Linked DNA regions of Mus musculus: region 2 is linked to region 1. A link is a loop called in an ENCODE intact Hi-C map of the cell type or tissue named here. Cell type or tissue: heart. All regions are shown on one strand.

Region 1 (8,000 bases):
AACAGCGCAGGAGCCTGGACTTTGTGGGGGGAGGGAGGGGGAGGAGGAGGGGAAGAAAGAGAAGGAGAGAGAGAAAACAGGGAACAGATCAACCTGGTGGAAGAGTACCGCCTCCGGTGTCTTTCCAGATAGACTAAGAGTTTCCTATTGCAGCTGCCTGTCAATAGCTTAAGGCTTCAGAGTCACCTTTGTGAGTTCTGGAGCTGAGGTCCTGGGTGCAGTACATCCTGAAGTTTTTGTATCATGAAGAACCCAGGGTCCATGAGCTCACATATCCTCAGGCCTCTGGCTTGTTTAGAGGACTATGCCCCCACTGAAAAGGAGCAAGCCTTATTCTTTGTTTTTTTTGTTTTGTTTTGTTTTGTTTTTTGTTTTTTGTTTTTCAAGACAGGGTTTCTCTGTGTAGTCCTGGCTGTCCTGGAACTCACTCTGTAGACCAGGCTGGCCTCGAACTCAGAAATCCACCTGCCTCTGCCTCCCAAGTGCTGGGATTAAAGGCATGCGCCACCACTGCCGGACTCAAGCCTTATTCTTTAACTGTTCAGCCTGGCACCTTTGCTAAGGTTTGGTCTGTTGCTATGCATTGTAATGCTAAATTCTATACCTGAAGGTCTAGGCCTGCCAGTGACTTCTCCTGTTTATAAGCTTTTGTTGTGCAAACTTTGTTCCTTGATTTTAAACTATTGGTTAAATAAAATTGGCTACAGGCAATTATTGGAGGAGTTAGCGGTAGTGAGGCTGGAGGAGGAAGAACAAGGAAGACAGAGGAAGCCACCATTAGAGGAGGTGGACCGTGAACACATGGCCAGGAGAAACAGCCTGGGGTACACCGCTGGGGAGGTAGCCAGGCCAGCAGTTAGAAGAGTAGATTAGGGGTTAAACCCCTCTTTCCCCAGAAATTGTCAAAACCAAATAAAATAACCACAGTCTGAGTTTCATTTTGTAAGGATCCTTGATTTGTTGAAGAATGATATCCCAACTCAAATAGTACATAAACACAATATATAATAGTGTTTGTTAGGCCGGGCGTGGTGGCGCACGCCTTTAATCCCAGCACTCGGGAGGCAGAGGCAGGCGGATTTCTGAGTTCGAGGACAGCCAGGGCTATACAGAGAAACCCTGTCTCGAAAAAGAACCAAAAAAAAAAAAAATAGTGTTTGTTAAATAACACTAGTGTTATATATAATAGTATATAAAACACAAAGTGTTTTATTCTGCAGAAGTTAAGTCCAGTGTGCTGGGGGCTCCCATTACCAAGATAGAGTGTTGTGGGATGCCCTGGTACTATTTGTATTCTAATGTTAACTCTGCTTCCTCAAGAGGGGCTGCCCCTAAGAGGAGGAGATCATATACTCAGGTAATTTCATGTGAACATTCTCCCTGTTTTAACTAGTCAAGTAAAGGCTACAGCCTGTGATTGGTCCCTGGAAGGGAAAGGTGGGGCTAGAGGTTTTAGAGAGTTGGAGAAGAGCAGGGATGAGGGAGGAAGAAGACAGAGCAAGAGGATGTGGAAGGAAGATGGAGCAGAACCACATGGCACAGAGAAGCCACAAGTGGCAAGGGAATCTCAGCTGGGGAATAGAGTAGTGTAGTGGTAATCTGCCCAATTTAGGCATGCAGCTTATACATTTTGTAACTGAGTTATGTTTTTGCTTGGGCTTATTGGGGTTGGAGATTTACCACAATAGAGACACCGTGAAGTGAGCTTGCAGGCTTGAGCTATTGCACCTTAGAGGAATTCCAGGGGAAGTGACCTCTATCTTAATCTGTTGAGTCCATCTCTCGGGACATTCCAGAACCATTAATGGGGCACGGGGTCTGGAAACTGCTGCTGACCCATTTTCCTTGCCTCGGGCCATGTGGCTTGGGCAGCTTCTGATAGCTCGGCAGTTTCTAACTAGCTGTCTGAAGCCTGGTTTTTGTTTGTTTGTTTGGTTGGTTGGTTGGTTGGTTTGGTTTGGTTTTCTGGTAACTGACTTGCTTGGGCTTGCCTGGACTTTCCCAGCTCTTAGGCATAGTCCTGAACTGCCAATCTGAAGCCTGTCATGGAATCAGCCCAGCCTTCTTAATTTATTTGTAAACTAGTTGGGGATGAGTTTGAATTGGTTGTATTACACACCTCTGCTCTGGTTGAGAAAGAAGCTAAGTAACTCTTCTTACAAAAATATCACCACAGTCTGTACTATTTAACTTAACCCCCAGGATTTATCCAAAAAGCAAAATTAAATAGCTGGTAGTATTTAACAATGGTTCATTCCTCCATTGCTGCTTTGATGTTGACCTCCTTGCAGACAGTGATCATGAACACTGCTGTCGATTAAGGCTCTGCATGTAGAATAATGATGTGAGGTTAAGAAAATGGACTGTTTGGTTAAAAAAGGAGCAAGGTTTGCAGCTCACACAAGGTAGTCTTGTTTACCATTCTAAATACTTCAAAGCCACAGGGAAAGAAAATCAAGACCCGTACCCTGTACATCTTAGGGAAATATGGTACACTTCATGCGCCAAGTTAAGCAATAGGAACGTCTCTGGTTACACTTGGTGCTAGCCACCCAAGGTGTCTTTCTTCCCTTGGCAGCATGAGCTTGGCAGAACACTGAGAACTGGAGGCTGAGAAATAAAAACTGTGGTCTTCCCACTCACAGAAGAGGGTTCTCAGGCATCGTTGCTAGCACAGTGTTGTTGAAAGGGCCTGTGTATAAGTCAGGCACACACGGTAAGTGGGCTGAGGAGACTTGCAGAGTCTGTAAGAGTGTGTGATGAGCAGTGTACAAGAGTGCCTTTGGGTTATTGTGTGAGGGGACGCACAGTCTGTAATTTGACTTGTTTGGGTCTTTTTGATATTAGATATTGTACTTTAATAAAGCCTGCTGCAAGCTCTTTTTCTTTCCTATCAGAGTTTCCCGAATTTCGAGAGGGATAATTGAGGCTTTGTAGCATGAATGCTTAAGATTCCTTCATATTTCACAGTCAGAAACGAGTGAGACAGTTGTTTATTGGCATTTGATTACAGGAACATGAGCTCAGTTCTCCTGTTTTTCTAACCACAGATGCGTTTCCACCCTCACCGTGTCTAAATCAAGACCAGAAATACAGATAGACTGAGTTATACACGTCTTTAGGCTCCCAGACCTCTTCTTCCTAGAGCCAGAATCCATCTAGAGCTGTAGATTAAGCAATGAAAGACTGAGGTATTTTAATCTCATGATCTTACTGAGGATCCTAATAACACTTTCCTAATCCTAGGCCAACAAAGGAGAAACGTCAGACTTAGCCATCAAACCTTCAGTTTCTTTAAATCTAGTCCCAGATAATCCACACCAGAATGGCCCAAGAGATGATGAAAAGTAGGTAAAGGAGCGGGCCTCCAAGCCTGCCCACCAGATGTGTTTCTTCAGAGCCCATTAGGGACAAGAGAGAACCTTTTCAGAAAGGAGGAAAGGAGAGAAAGAGAGAGAGAGAGAGAGAGAGAGAGAGAGAGAGAGAGAGAGAGAGAGGAGAGAGAGAGAGAGAGAGAGAGAGAGAGAGAGAGAGAGAGAGAGAGAGAGAGAGAGAGAGAGAGAGAGAGAGAGAGAGAGAGAAGAGGAGAGGAGAGAGAGAGACTTTTTTTGACCCCCTAAAGATGCCTTACGCGCGCGCACCTGCGCAAAATAAAGTTGGTTCGTTTTAAACTACATGCCCCAAGATGCAATTGCAATTTTCTTAAAGACTACTATTCCCGACATGCACTGCAGTCAGGGTTAGAGAAGGAAAAGACCAGCAAACTCAACTGGAAAGTTTGCTTCTCAGTTACCTCGGATAAAGGAAAAATTTTAAAAAGGCATCGGAGCATTTTCCCCGACCCCAGGAGTGGTCAACTGTTTAAATCCAGGCAATAAAGGGGAGGAGTTAGTCTGAGTTCCTCCCCTTCTCCCGGGAACTTTATCTTTCCAAACGTGATCCAGGCTAGAGTTTGAACAGCAAGGAGAAGCTGCACACCCTGAACTTTCCCAATGGTTTCGGTGACCAGAACCGTGTTTGGAGAGCTGCCCTCGGGGGGAGGGACAGTGGAGAAATTCCAGCTTCGGTCAGACCAGCTGAGTGTGGACATCATCTCATGGGGCTGCACGATCACTGCTCTGCAGGTCAAAGACAGGCAGGGGAAAGCCTCAGACGTGGTGCTTGGCTTTGCGGAATTGGAAGGTGGGTCGCGTCCTGCCCAGGACTGCTAAACGGTTTGGCCTGTCAAACAGGCCCGCACACACTCCTGATCCTGTGTACACTGGGTTCTTCCAGTCACTCACGGGACCTGACTGAGGTCCCCAAGCTTGGAGCAGTCTTACTTGGAAGCGCGTGAACGGGCTCATGTAAGCCACTTAACAGGATTTTGAGGTTGGAAAAAAAAACCGGATCTAATCCAAATAGCTGTAGGACTTGGCCCCCCTTAGTCAGACTTTGTCACTGTTCACGAGGAAGTCAGCTGAGAAAGACCAACTCCCTGGAATGAGCTTAGAACTGTGGGGCACAGGGCGGTTTGCATGTATTCCTCGCTTGTGGTTTTCTGAGGAATGAAAATCAAAGACGGACGGGCGCCTGCTACTATCTCCCTTCTTTCTCTTGTCAAATCTTCTCTGAGGGCTCCTTGAGCAGAAATGCTTTAGAATTTAGGACTGATGTAAACCCATCAGATTGCTTGGCTGTTGTGGTCAATGTAGGTAGGGCACAATGTCCTTCATCTGCTCAGAAACATGTTCTCAATGAAAGGGGTAGAAATAAGGCCTCCTAAGACGTGGACATAGTCATCAGGATCAGCTGCGCAATTCGCAGCATGTCTTTTTGTTTTTGTTTGTCTGTTTTGTTTGTGTTTGTGGGGTTTTTTTGTTTTGTTTTGTTTTGTTTTGTTTTAAATGGACAGGGCCTCGTTCTGCCTAAGCTGTCCTGGAGCAAGAGCCAGCCGTTTCATCTTGATCCACGCATAGGTTTTATCTTAATTTATGCATTTACAGCTCTGTTAATGCAGTGGACTCAACAAGATAGACAAAGGTCATTTTCAACTTGCAGTTTACGGAGGGGGGGGGAGGGCGGGGCGCGGAGCTCAGACTTTAGCTCAATAGTTACATAATTAAATCATTGGATTGCGGTTTGATTTGCAGCAGGAGAAAAAATTATATCTTGCCATTCCTTAGCATTGCACGTAACCAGACAGAAAACAAACCCTGAAGTAAAATGGGCAAATGGAAAGAGAATGAATTCGCTCTGCTCAGTAATGGGTGTAAACAAACTTTGTACCACAAAAGGGGATTTGAGGTTTTCCTTGTGGTTCCTTTTCTACCTAACTGGTTCTTCATATGTTTAACCTGGCTCTTCATTTGGGATCAACAGGAAAACCCTGTCTTATTTACTTTTTTTTTTTTACTTGTCCCTTAGGCAATTAATGTGCCCCCCCCCCATCTTGTCAAAACGCATTATAAGAGGATTGCTGAGTTTTATGTTCTCTTCTTGGCTGGCTGTCTTTATGTCTTTGTTGTCCTGGAGCCTCCACAGCCCTGAAGATTATTATTTTTCCCCCAGCAGAATTTCTTTGGTAACTTAATTGAGAAGGCTGTTTGTTATAAGAGACAGGCTGGTGGGAAGGTGTGGAGACTTGGCTCCTCATTCTATATTCAGACAGGTGATGGAGAAAGTTTTAGAAACTACAGAGTCACTCCTCTATGCTAGGAAAATAGCCCCTTTGTGGGCTGAAATAAAATCGCCAAGAGATTATTTACAGTGGAGTGGAGGGGGAATCTGATATGAGGCCTAGAACTCCAGAACCAGGAAGAGATTAGAGGTAGCAGGTGGGAACCTGCTCTTTTCATCTGTCTCTGCCTCACTGGGCATGCAGAGGGGCACAACCCACCACCCTACAGCGACCAGAGACATACCAACCACCCTCACTCCAGGCCACTTTCAGTTTGGAGGTAAGAGTCCGGGAGACCTGAGCTAAAATCTCAAGATGTCTTTGAAGTCATTATGAAATGTGAGCTGAGGTGACATCCCACCCAGGTAGCACCAGTTTTCCTTACAGGCACGGAAGTAATAATTGTGAAGCTATTCATTGTCGTCCGGGTGCCTGTTGGAGGCTTAGTGAACAGATTATCCTATTCACAAAAACTCTAGACAAAAGGCGCCAACTCTTAGGCCTTTACTAGCGCCCCAGCCGGTCTCTTGTTGAGCTACCTGGTGACTGAGAAGGCTCTGGAGCCTGGAGCCGTGGCTCTCACTCTGTGAGTCTAGACTCCTTTGTGGGTTCCATGTCAGATAACCTATATGTCACATATTTAAATTATGATTAAATGTAGTAGCAAAATTACAGTTATGAAGTAGCAACGGAATAATTTTGTGCTGGGGAGGGGTGGTCACCATAACATGAGAGATTATCTTAAAGGGTCCCAGCCTTAGGAAGGTTGAGCATCGCCAGCCTATGGCTTCACCCAATCAAAGCTTTTAAAATCTTCTTGGTGCTGTGTGAAGACGGACATTTTCATTCCTGTGCTGTGATTTGAATACTGAAAAGCTACTTTAAAAGGCGAGAAAGCACCATTGCATACACTAGCAAGATTTTGTTGAAAGGACCCAGATGTAGCTGTCTCTTGTGAGACTATGCCGGGGCCTAGCAAACACAGAAGTGGATGCTCACAGTCAGCTATTGGATGGATCACAGGGCCCCCAATGGAGGAGCTAGAGAAAGTACCCAAGGAGCTAAAGGGATCTGCAACCCTATAGGTGGAACAACATTATGAACTAACCAGTACCCCGGAGCTCTTGTCTCTAGCTGCATATGTATCAAAAGATGGCCTAGTCGGCCATCACTGGAAAGAGAGGCCCATGGACTTGCAAACTTTTTATGCCCCAGTACAGGGGAACGCCAGGGCCATAAAGGGGGAGTGGGTGGGTAGGGGAGTGGGGGAGGTGGGTATGGGGGACTTTTGGGATAGCATTGGAAATGTAAATGAGGAAAATACCTAATAAAATATTTTTTAAAAAGGCAAGAAAGCTCTTTGCAAAGGAGAAGCTGAAAGGAAAACACCTGTTGAATATTAATTAAGCAGTGCTTTCTGAGATGTTAGCTGTCTTCAAGATCATGGCACAGGAAACCCAGTTCCCCCGGTAAAGTTCTGTTTTGTCACGGGTAGGGGTTGGCACATGTCACAGCAGGAAGTACAGTGTCTCAACTATGAAAGTACGAAATGGTTCCCCACTACTACCTTGGTGGATTTTAGTATGCTTGACCCCATTTTAGATGCCAGGCTTAAAGGCACACACCTTTGAATCCCAGCACTTAGGAAGCAGAGGCAGTCACTTCTCTGTGAGTTGGAGGCCAGCATGGTCTACAAAGCAAGTTCCAGGACAGCTACAACTATTACACAAAGAAACCCTGTCTCAAAAACAAACAAACAAACAAACAAAAAGCCAAACCATTTTAGAGTGAGTCTGGTGGCACCTGATCTATTTTAGCAAGTTCTAGGACAGCCAGGGCTACGTAGTAAGACCCTGATAAGAGAACCATGAAAATAGCTCATGGGATAAAAGTGCTTGCTGCCCAGGCTGACGATCCAAATCTGATTCCAGGACCCACGTGGTGGAAGGAAGGACAGACTCCTGCAAGTTGTCCTCAGACGTGTGGCACCTGAACACATACACGAATAAATAAGTAAATACGTAACTGTGATTTAATCTTTAAAGATTTACATAAACAAATTAAGAAACTAAACTGAAGTGAAAGGACTTAACCTTCTCTCACAAACGCTGGGAGACACAAAGAAGTGCTAATCACTGATAATTCTGTGAACTGTGCCCCTTTTGTGACTGCCAGTCTCCCAGATAGATTTTTATGGAAATTACTTGGATGGCTGCCATGACCAGAGGTCAGAATGGTTTGACTTCTCTCTGGGGCAATGAGATCTTTCTTCTGTAGAATTCTAAAGGGGAAATTATATATGATCATTTAGTTACAGCCTGGAAAAAATTAGTAATGTCTC
Region 2 (8,000 bases), 52 kb after region 1:
ACCAAGAGGACTTGGGGGGTGAGGGTGGAAGGTGCTGTCCCCACGGCAGACAGACAGATCATAGTGCGCCAGAAAGGGCCGTCTTTGACTTTGGAAGGCTTTGAGATCTGGAGATATTATCACTTCAGGCAAGTTCCTTTTGCACCTGGGCCAGTGTCTCTGTGAAGCGAGGGGTCTGCTTCAGACCACTCGCGTAAGCCATCTGGACTTTTCTTTCTTTCTTTTTTTTTTTTTGGTTTTTCGAGACAGGATTTCTCTGTGTAGCCCTGGCTGTCCTGGAACTCACTTTTAGACCAGGCTGGCCTCGAACTCAGAAATCCGCCTGCCTCTGCCTCCTGAGTGCTGGGATTAAAGGCGTGTGCCACCACGCCCTGCTCCATCTGGACTTTTCGTTCTTTGTCACAGACCACTGCCACCTTCATAGTGGCTCCCGTTTTCCAGCCTTGGTTTCAAGCAGATCAGCTTTTCCACCAAGCAAAGGTTCTAGCTCAGGTCAGGGACTATGGAGGACAGGAAACTGCTCCTGCCCTTTTGGAACGCACCTTTGGCAGAGGTGGAAAGCTTGCTATAGTCTGGTAGTTAGACCACAGGATAGTAAATGTTTGAGCAAGTCTGTTCCATGTCTGATGATAACAAAAAGGAAGAGAGGATCAGTCTGCCCTTGGTTTTGCTACTGTTATGATTGTGATGTAAATATCTAATAGGTGACACCTGTGACACCTGTGAGAGGAAGTACTCTGACTTCTACTGTTGTTTTGGGTTTTGTAGATGTAGATATCTGAGTCAGGCTCTCTCTAGTGTGTACCTCTGGCTGTTCCGGAACTCAGTACATAGACCAGCAGAGCAGGCTGGCCTCGAACTCACAGAGATCCACTATGCCCAACTTTGTGTTTTTAAACTATGTCATCCAGGCTAATCTCAAACTGGAGATATTTCTGCCCAGTCCCTAGTGGCTGCTATTACAAGCATGTACCATCATATTATAGATGACTCCTTTTTTTTTTTCCTGCTGTTGCTCTGTACCCCCAGGTGGCCTTAACCTCCTGTCTCATCCTTGTAATGCTGAGATCACAAGTATGTATCACACCATTCATGACTTGGAGAGTATCCTTTTTTTTTTTTCTTTCAGAGAGTATTCTTTTTTAACTTTATGTATATGGGCATTTATTTTTTCCTACATGTGTATTTATGCATCATATGCATACCTGGTGCCTGCAGAGGCCAGAGAAAGAACATCAGACATCAGAGCCCCTGGAATTGACATTAACAGACATTTTGTAAGCTAGCATGTGCATGCTAGGAGTTGAATCTGGGTTGTAGACAAGAGCAACTGGTTTGTTCTTTAACTGCTGAGCTATCTCTCTAGCCCTAAGGAATATTCTTAAGGAATGAGTTGGACTTTACCAAAGTGTGGAGGGAGTCACAGAAAAAGACATTCTACTTACTAAAAAAGTTCCAAGGACATGGTAAATCTAGGGGAAATTTTTCATTATTTCTACATACCTGCCTATGAAACACATGGCAGCATATTAATGAAAAAAAAAAAAAGATTAGGTTGGGCTGTGGGGATGCAGGCCTTTAATCTCAGTGCTTGGGAGGCAGATGTGGGTGGAGCTCTGAGTTCTAGGTCTGCCTGAGCTAAAGAGTGCATTCCAGAAGTTCAGAGCCACACACAGAGAAACCCTGCCTTGAAAAACCAAAGAGCTGGGCATGGTGGTGCACACCTTTAATCCGGGCACTCGGGAGGCAGAGGCAAGCGGATTTCTGAGTTCGAGGCCAGCCTGGTCTACAAAGTGAGTTCCAGGACAGCCAGGGCTACACAGAGAAACCCTGTCTCGAAAAAACAAAAAGAAAAAAAGAAAATCCGAAAGAAACAAAGAAAATACATTTGAATCATATGGCTTCTTGTGATTTAGCAAAGAAAGGAAAGGAGGGAGGGAGGAAGGAAGAAACAAAGAAAGAAATGAAGGAAGAGAGAGAGAATTATTCTAAATTTGTCTGTTTGTCTGTTTGTTTGAGACAAAAAAAAAAGTCTCTCATGTCAGTGGTTCTCAGCCTTCCTGATGCTGCACCCTTTACTACAGTTCCTCGTGCTGTGGTGACCTCCCAACCATAAAATCATTTTTGTTAGTACTTCATAACCATAATTTTACTGCTGTTGTGAATCATAATATAAACATCTGGTGTGTGACACCTGTGAAAGGGGGTCTCAACCCACAGGCTGAGAAACACTGCTCTACATAGTCATGGCTGTCCTGGAACTTGCTGTGTTAACCAGGTTGGCCTCCAAATCACAGAGATCCTACACCTCTGCCTCCGGAGTGCTGGAATTAAAGGCGTGCGCCACCGACCACAGCTCTTCCAAATTTCTAATTTTGTGTTAAGGCATAGTTTTTAAGAATTAACCCTCTCCAAGTTCTGCTTGATGCTGTATGTGTTTCCCTCACATGTCGATTCATTCATGTGTGGGTAGGCTCCTGAGAGCCAAGCAAATCATTCATCAAAAACATCCGTGTCGTATGTAACGCAACAACATGTACGCAGCACGTGACGGCAGCTCCACGACAGGCGGCAGACCTGCAGTTTGCTCAATATCGGCGAAGCAGGCCTGCAGTGTGCCCTGTCGTGAAATTCCGTGGCTGCTTTTATATCTTACAGTCTCCTATGTATACCTTGTGGAGAAGTATTTATAGGCAGTTTTGACACACCTGGAGCAATTAGGCCTGTCACAAGGTAAGACTGTAAGTCAAGTATGGCTTTCAGAAAGGGTGAAATGTAAACAGGAAAAGGTGTAATATAAGATGACACACAGGATATAGGTTGGCGGAACTAGAACTCATCCCAAGCTCGTGAGTTTCATAAGGATGCCTTGGAAGTTAGGCTTGGTAAGGAGCACAAGTTCAAAGTCAAGGCCATCACAGGGACCGTGAAGACTCGTACCAGAGTTTGAATCCCTCCGATTGGAGAGAGAATTGGCCCCACAAGCCGTTCGTTCTCGTCTCCCAACATGGTATGAGCACCCATGCACACGTAGCCCCAAATACATACAATATCCAACATTTGTAGATCTTTGTGATCAGTCTGGGAGGCGTCTGGCCACACAATTGGTGCATAATAAAAGCAGACAGACAGAAGCAACCTGACTCCGGGATAATGATGGGCAGCAAGAAGTTGTCCCACAGCAGACATCTGGGTAGCGTGAAGCCACATGTTTACTAATAAGATTTCCTGGCAGGCCGGGTGGCACACGCCTTTAATCCCAGTACTTGGGAGGCAGAGGCAGGCAGATTTCTGAGTTCGAGGCCAGCCTGGTCTACAGAGTGAGTTCCAGGACAGCCAGGGCTACACAGAGAAACCCTGTCTCAAAAAAACAAAACAAAACAAAACAAACAAACAAACAAAAAAGATTCCTTGACAGAAGAGAGTCCTGAACCCTGTGACTCACAGGCTGTGAAATCAGCGGGCTGCCCTCCAACTCTTCCATAATTTCACAGGGTTCATTGTAAAGAAAGTCTGTCTTCAGGTTTGCTGCTGTATCAGAGGCCCACCAGTCACCACAGAAATAATAAAAACATTACCAGGGGCTGGAGAGATGGCTCAGCAGTTAAGAGCACTGGCTGCTTTTCCGAAGGTCCTGAGTTCAAATCCCAGAAACCACATGGTGGCTCACAACCACCCATAATGAGATCTGATGCTCTCTTCTGGGGTGTCTGAAAACAGTTACAGTGTACTTACATATAATAAATAAATAAATCTTTGGGGAAAAAAATTACCCAGAAGTCCAGAAAGTGGAAAACTCTATCTCAAGGAGAAATGAAATGTATCCCGAATACATAGAGATAAAGAATGACCATCACGGCTGCTGTCTGTCCTCAGACAGAAAAATCATCTCTACAGTCAGCCATGGCAGTGAACACCCTTCATCCCAGCACTGGAAAATAGAGGCCATAGGATCTCTGTGAGTTCAAGGCCAGCCTGTTCTTCATAGTGAATTACTGAAAAGTCAGAGCATAATACTACACGATAGATAGTATATAATTAACTATTAGTTAATTAATTACATTATAGACTGTGTCTATTATAATTATAGACAGATATAAAGAGATAGGCATAGCTAGATAGAGATAAGTATAGATATATCTATAATTATAGATAAATAATATAAACACATATAACATAAATATAACATAAGACACATGTGTGTTTTAAATATTATATGTGTGTGATTTACAATAAAGGACTTCCAAAACCAAAATGACAATTGAACAATTGTATAGTGAAAACCTTGATAAATATTTTGCAAAAAGAATGAAATATAGAAACTTAAGATGGCCACATGTATCTTGGTAAGCTTCTCCACAAACTGACTTGAGTATACTTAAATGCTACAAAAAAAAAAAAAAATATATATATATATATATATATATATGTATATACCTAGTGGATCCCCACCATGTACCCAGTGGATCCCCACCATCTAGGATTTGGCCTTTGAGATCCAAAATTAGCTACTAATTCTCCCAGAACTAATCAGGATGCAGAGGACTGATTGGCACGTGCACAGCAGATGTGCTTGCTCCTGTGCTTCTAGCGCCACCTCCTGGGAAGCAGGCGCATTTACCTTCTATTCGAAGGGATAGAAACATCTGCAACCCTATAGGTGGAACAACAATATGAACTAACCAATACCCCTCCAGAGCTCGTGTCTCTAGCTGCATATGTATCAGAAGATGACCTAGTCGGCCATCAGTGGAAAGAGAGGCCCATTGGTCGTGCAAACTTTATATGCCTCAGTACAGGGGAACGCCAGGGCCAAGAAGTGGGAGTGGGTGGGTAGGGGAGCGAGTGGGGGACTTTTGGGATAGCATTGGAAATGTAATTGAAATAAATACCCAATAAAAAAATATGGAAATAAAAAAGAAACCTAAGACTAAGAGTTGTGAAAAGGAAGGCAGGGTTGGCTCTCCCAAGAAGGAATAGGAAGCCTGGGGGTGGGGGGCAATATACAGAGGAAAAAACAAAAAACAAAACAGTCAAAATGGCACAGGACTGGGCAGGCAGAACTCATAGACCCTGGCACTCACTGGGCCAGTCTAGACTAGTCAAGTCCAGGCCAGTAAGAGACACTGCCTCAAAAGGGAACATGGGTAGGGCATGGTGGTCTACACCTTTGGTCCTAGCATGAGAGGAAGAGGCTAGCCTGGTATAGAGAGACCCTGTCTCAAAAACCAAACAAGACAAACATTTTACCATAGCTGAGACCATAAAAAAGCCTCAGCTGTGTCCTATGGTAGAGGAAACTTAGCCAACATGGAATGCTACTGAATCCAGTTTTATATGGGTTCCGAAGGCTTGAACTCAGGACCTCTCTAAACCATCTCCCCAACTTAGAATTTTTGTTTAAGTACTTTTATGGGTTGTGTTTGTTTTAGAGACAAGATCTCTGTCTGTCTGTCTGTCTGTCTGTCTGTCTTATTTGTTTTGGTTGAAACAGGGTCTCTCTGCATAGCCCTCGATGTCCTGGAACTCCCAGAGTTCCTGCCTCTCTGCCTGCTGAGTGCTGGGATTAAAGATGTGTGCCACCACAATCAGCACACTTGAACTTTTGATCCTCCTGCCTCCACCTCCTATGTGCTGGTACGATGTAGAATGCCCCATGTAGTTAGTTGTTTGCGGTTCTAGGGAATTAAGCACAGCGTTTCTTATGTCCTTTGGAAGCACTCTGCCAATAGAGCTACAGCCCACCCCTTTTGTCCATGTTACGTTGTTTTAGATGCAGCATTTGGCAACCAATTCTGTATTCTGATCAGGGAACCCAACAGCTCATTCCCATCCTTGGGATCCAGGCTCCCATCTTTTCTACAAATTGAAAGAAAGGCTGAGAGAATCGAACCAGTGTCATGAGGACAGCGTATCCAAAGCGTTGGTCTTGGTTGTAACCACCTTTGTCTTCTCCAATCTCTTCCCAGGAGTCATTGCTCCAGTGGAAGGAACTGCCTTCGACCTGAGAAAGCCAGTGGAGCTTGGAACACACCTGCAGGATTACCACATCCATGGTTTCGACCATAATTTCTGTCTGAAGGAGTCAAAAGAAAAGAAGTTTTGTGCAAGGTTGGGACTTGGTTCTTAGTGTCTCTCCATGGGAGGAGAAACTGCAGGTCTTATTTTGAGGAGCATTCCCTGTGGCGGTTTCAATAGCGCCTAACGGGAACAGAGGTCAAATGCCACACCCCATTGTAGGCTCCGTCCTCCCCCAACCTCACATCCTTCCTGTCACCTTACCCAGAATGCTCCCTGGCTTTTCATCTCTGCTTAGACTATAAGCCCCTTTTCTCTAATTCTCTGAGGCCCAAATCTCCTGTTCTGGTCCCCCTGCCTTCTCTAAACTCCAGAGCCCTTGGTCCTTTCCTCCTGTACCTTTCCTCCTTGGAGCTCTGGGAACAGGGGCCTCTTAGGCTCCCCTGCTCAGGAAACCTTCCTTGTGTGTACATCAGGCTCCTGTCCTCCCCACCCCTACCCAAGGAGCGCTTCCCACCGTCTCCCCATTGATTCAGATCCTGGGCCTCCTCTTCCGAAACATTTTTCTCCAGCCTCTTGTTTGACAATGTATTTTGCTTTTAAATTTTTTTGTTATATTATTAGTGTGTATTAGGGGGAGGGTGGGAAAGAGAGAAGGAGGGATTGAGGGAGGGAGGGGGAGAGAGAGAATATCTTTCAGAAATGTATTCTCAAGCTTGTATTGGCAGAGCCATCTCACCAGTCCAACAACATACTTTACATGATTTCTATATGATTTGCCTACTGGCTTAAGACTGTGTGACACAGGCCTTTATATCCCTTTGACAAGAAGTACAAACCCAAGCCGGGCGTGGTGGCACACGCCTTTAATCCCAGCACTCAGGAGGCAGAGGCAGGCGGATTTCTGAGTTCGAGGCCAGCCTAGTCTACAAATTGAGTTCCAGGACAGCCAGGGCTATACAGAGAAACTTTGTCTCAAAAAACAAAAAACAAAAAAGAAGTACAAACCCAGGCTAGGCAGTGTTGGCACAGGCCTTTAATCCTAGCACTCAGGAGTTAGAGACAGGCATATGTCTAAATTTGAGGCCAGCCTGGTCTATAGAGTGAATTTCAGGACAGCCAGGGCTATACAAAGAAACTCCATCTTCATATCAATCAGTCTTTTCAGAACCCTGTAGCTGGACATGGGAACTGGAAGGGAGTTGGGGAAGGTTTGCATGGGCCTTTACTCCCAGGACTTCAGAGGAACAGGCAGGTAGAGGTCTGAGTTCCATCTTGAGCATCCCAAAGAAGGAATCTCAGAACCCTTGAATTGCCTCTCTCCAGCCTGGCTGCTCCTCCCCAGCTCCCATAACTGGATGTGGTCAATTTGTGTTACCATTCCCCAGAGAGGCCAAGATCATGTGACAAGTTGTTTCTCAGGGTCCTTAAAGCCAACAGCTCATGCCTTCCCTGGGAAGAATTTTTGTCCTGTTCTTATCTCCTATATCCTGCCCCTGTTTTTTTAGTCAGGTCTAATTCCAGTCCCAAAGCTGCTTTCTGGCCTCTCCCCTACTCAGATCGGCTTGTCTTTACCCACTAGGGTGCGTCACGCTGCAAGTGGGAGGATCCTGGAAGTATATACCACACAACCAGGCGTCCAGTTTTACACAGGAAACTTCTTGGATGGTACTCTGAAAGGCAAGAACGGTGCGGTGTATCCCAAGCACTCAGGTCTCTGCCTCGAGACCCAGAACTGGCCTGATTCGGTCAATCAGGTAAAGCCACAAGCTCGCTTGTCCGAGTGGCGTCGATCCACTGTCATGAAGCCTGACAGGTCACAACACTCAAGTGGGGCTGCATGGTTAAAGTCCACGGCTGTGCTTTTCCATGTATAGAACCCCAGAAAATCCACAGCTAAAGGCACACATTTTGTACCATCATCTTTCTCCAGTGTGTCTCCTGATCCACATTCATTCTCTGCACTTTCTTGGAAAGCGTGC

Evidence for each region. Peaks named below come from ENCODE experiments on the same cell type or tissue, not always from the same donor. Only the 100,000 strongest peaks of a DNase experiment are listed, where the experiment ranks them.
Region 2: a loop joins it to region 1, with 2.8 times the contacts of the local background. A loop is called at or near these places in 11 of 42 quality-filtered maps.

Annotation. Positions count from the first base shown.
Region 1 is chr17:80,123,724-80,131,723 of GRCm38, forward strand. Galm (galactose mutarotase) reads left to right here and starts at 3,748. Exons shown (of 7, transcript NM_176963.4): 1 at 3,748-4,182. The coding sequence starts at 3,993. In heart, no CTCF peak of the experiment used is centred here; DNase peaks (open chromatin) are centred at 4,188 and 4,338; H3K4me3 peaks cover 1,459 bases; H3K27ac peaks cover 1,042 bases.
Region 2 is chr17:80,175,592-80,183,591 of GRCm38, forward strand. It overlaps Galm (galactose mutarotase), which reads left to right. Exons shown (of 7, transcript NM_176963.4): 5 at 5,970-6,111; 6 at 7,601-7,775. Among named protein-coding and RNA genes, the nearest start is that of Gm51284, 15 kb to the right of the region's middle. In heart, a CTCF peak has its summit at 4,596 (motif pointing left); a DNase peak (open chromatin) is centred at 4,590.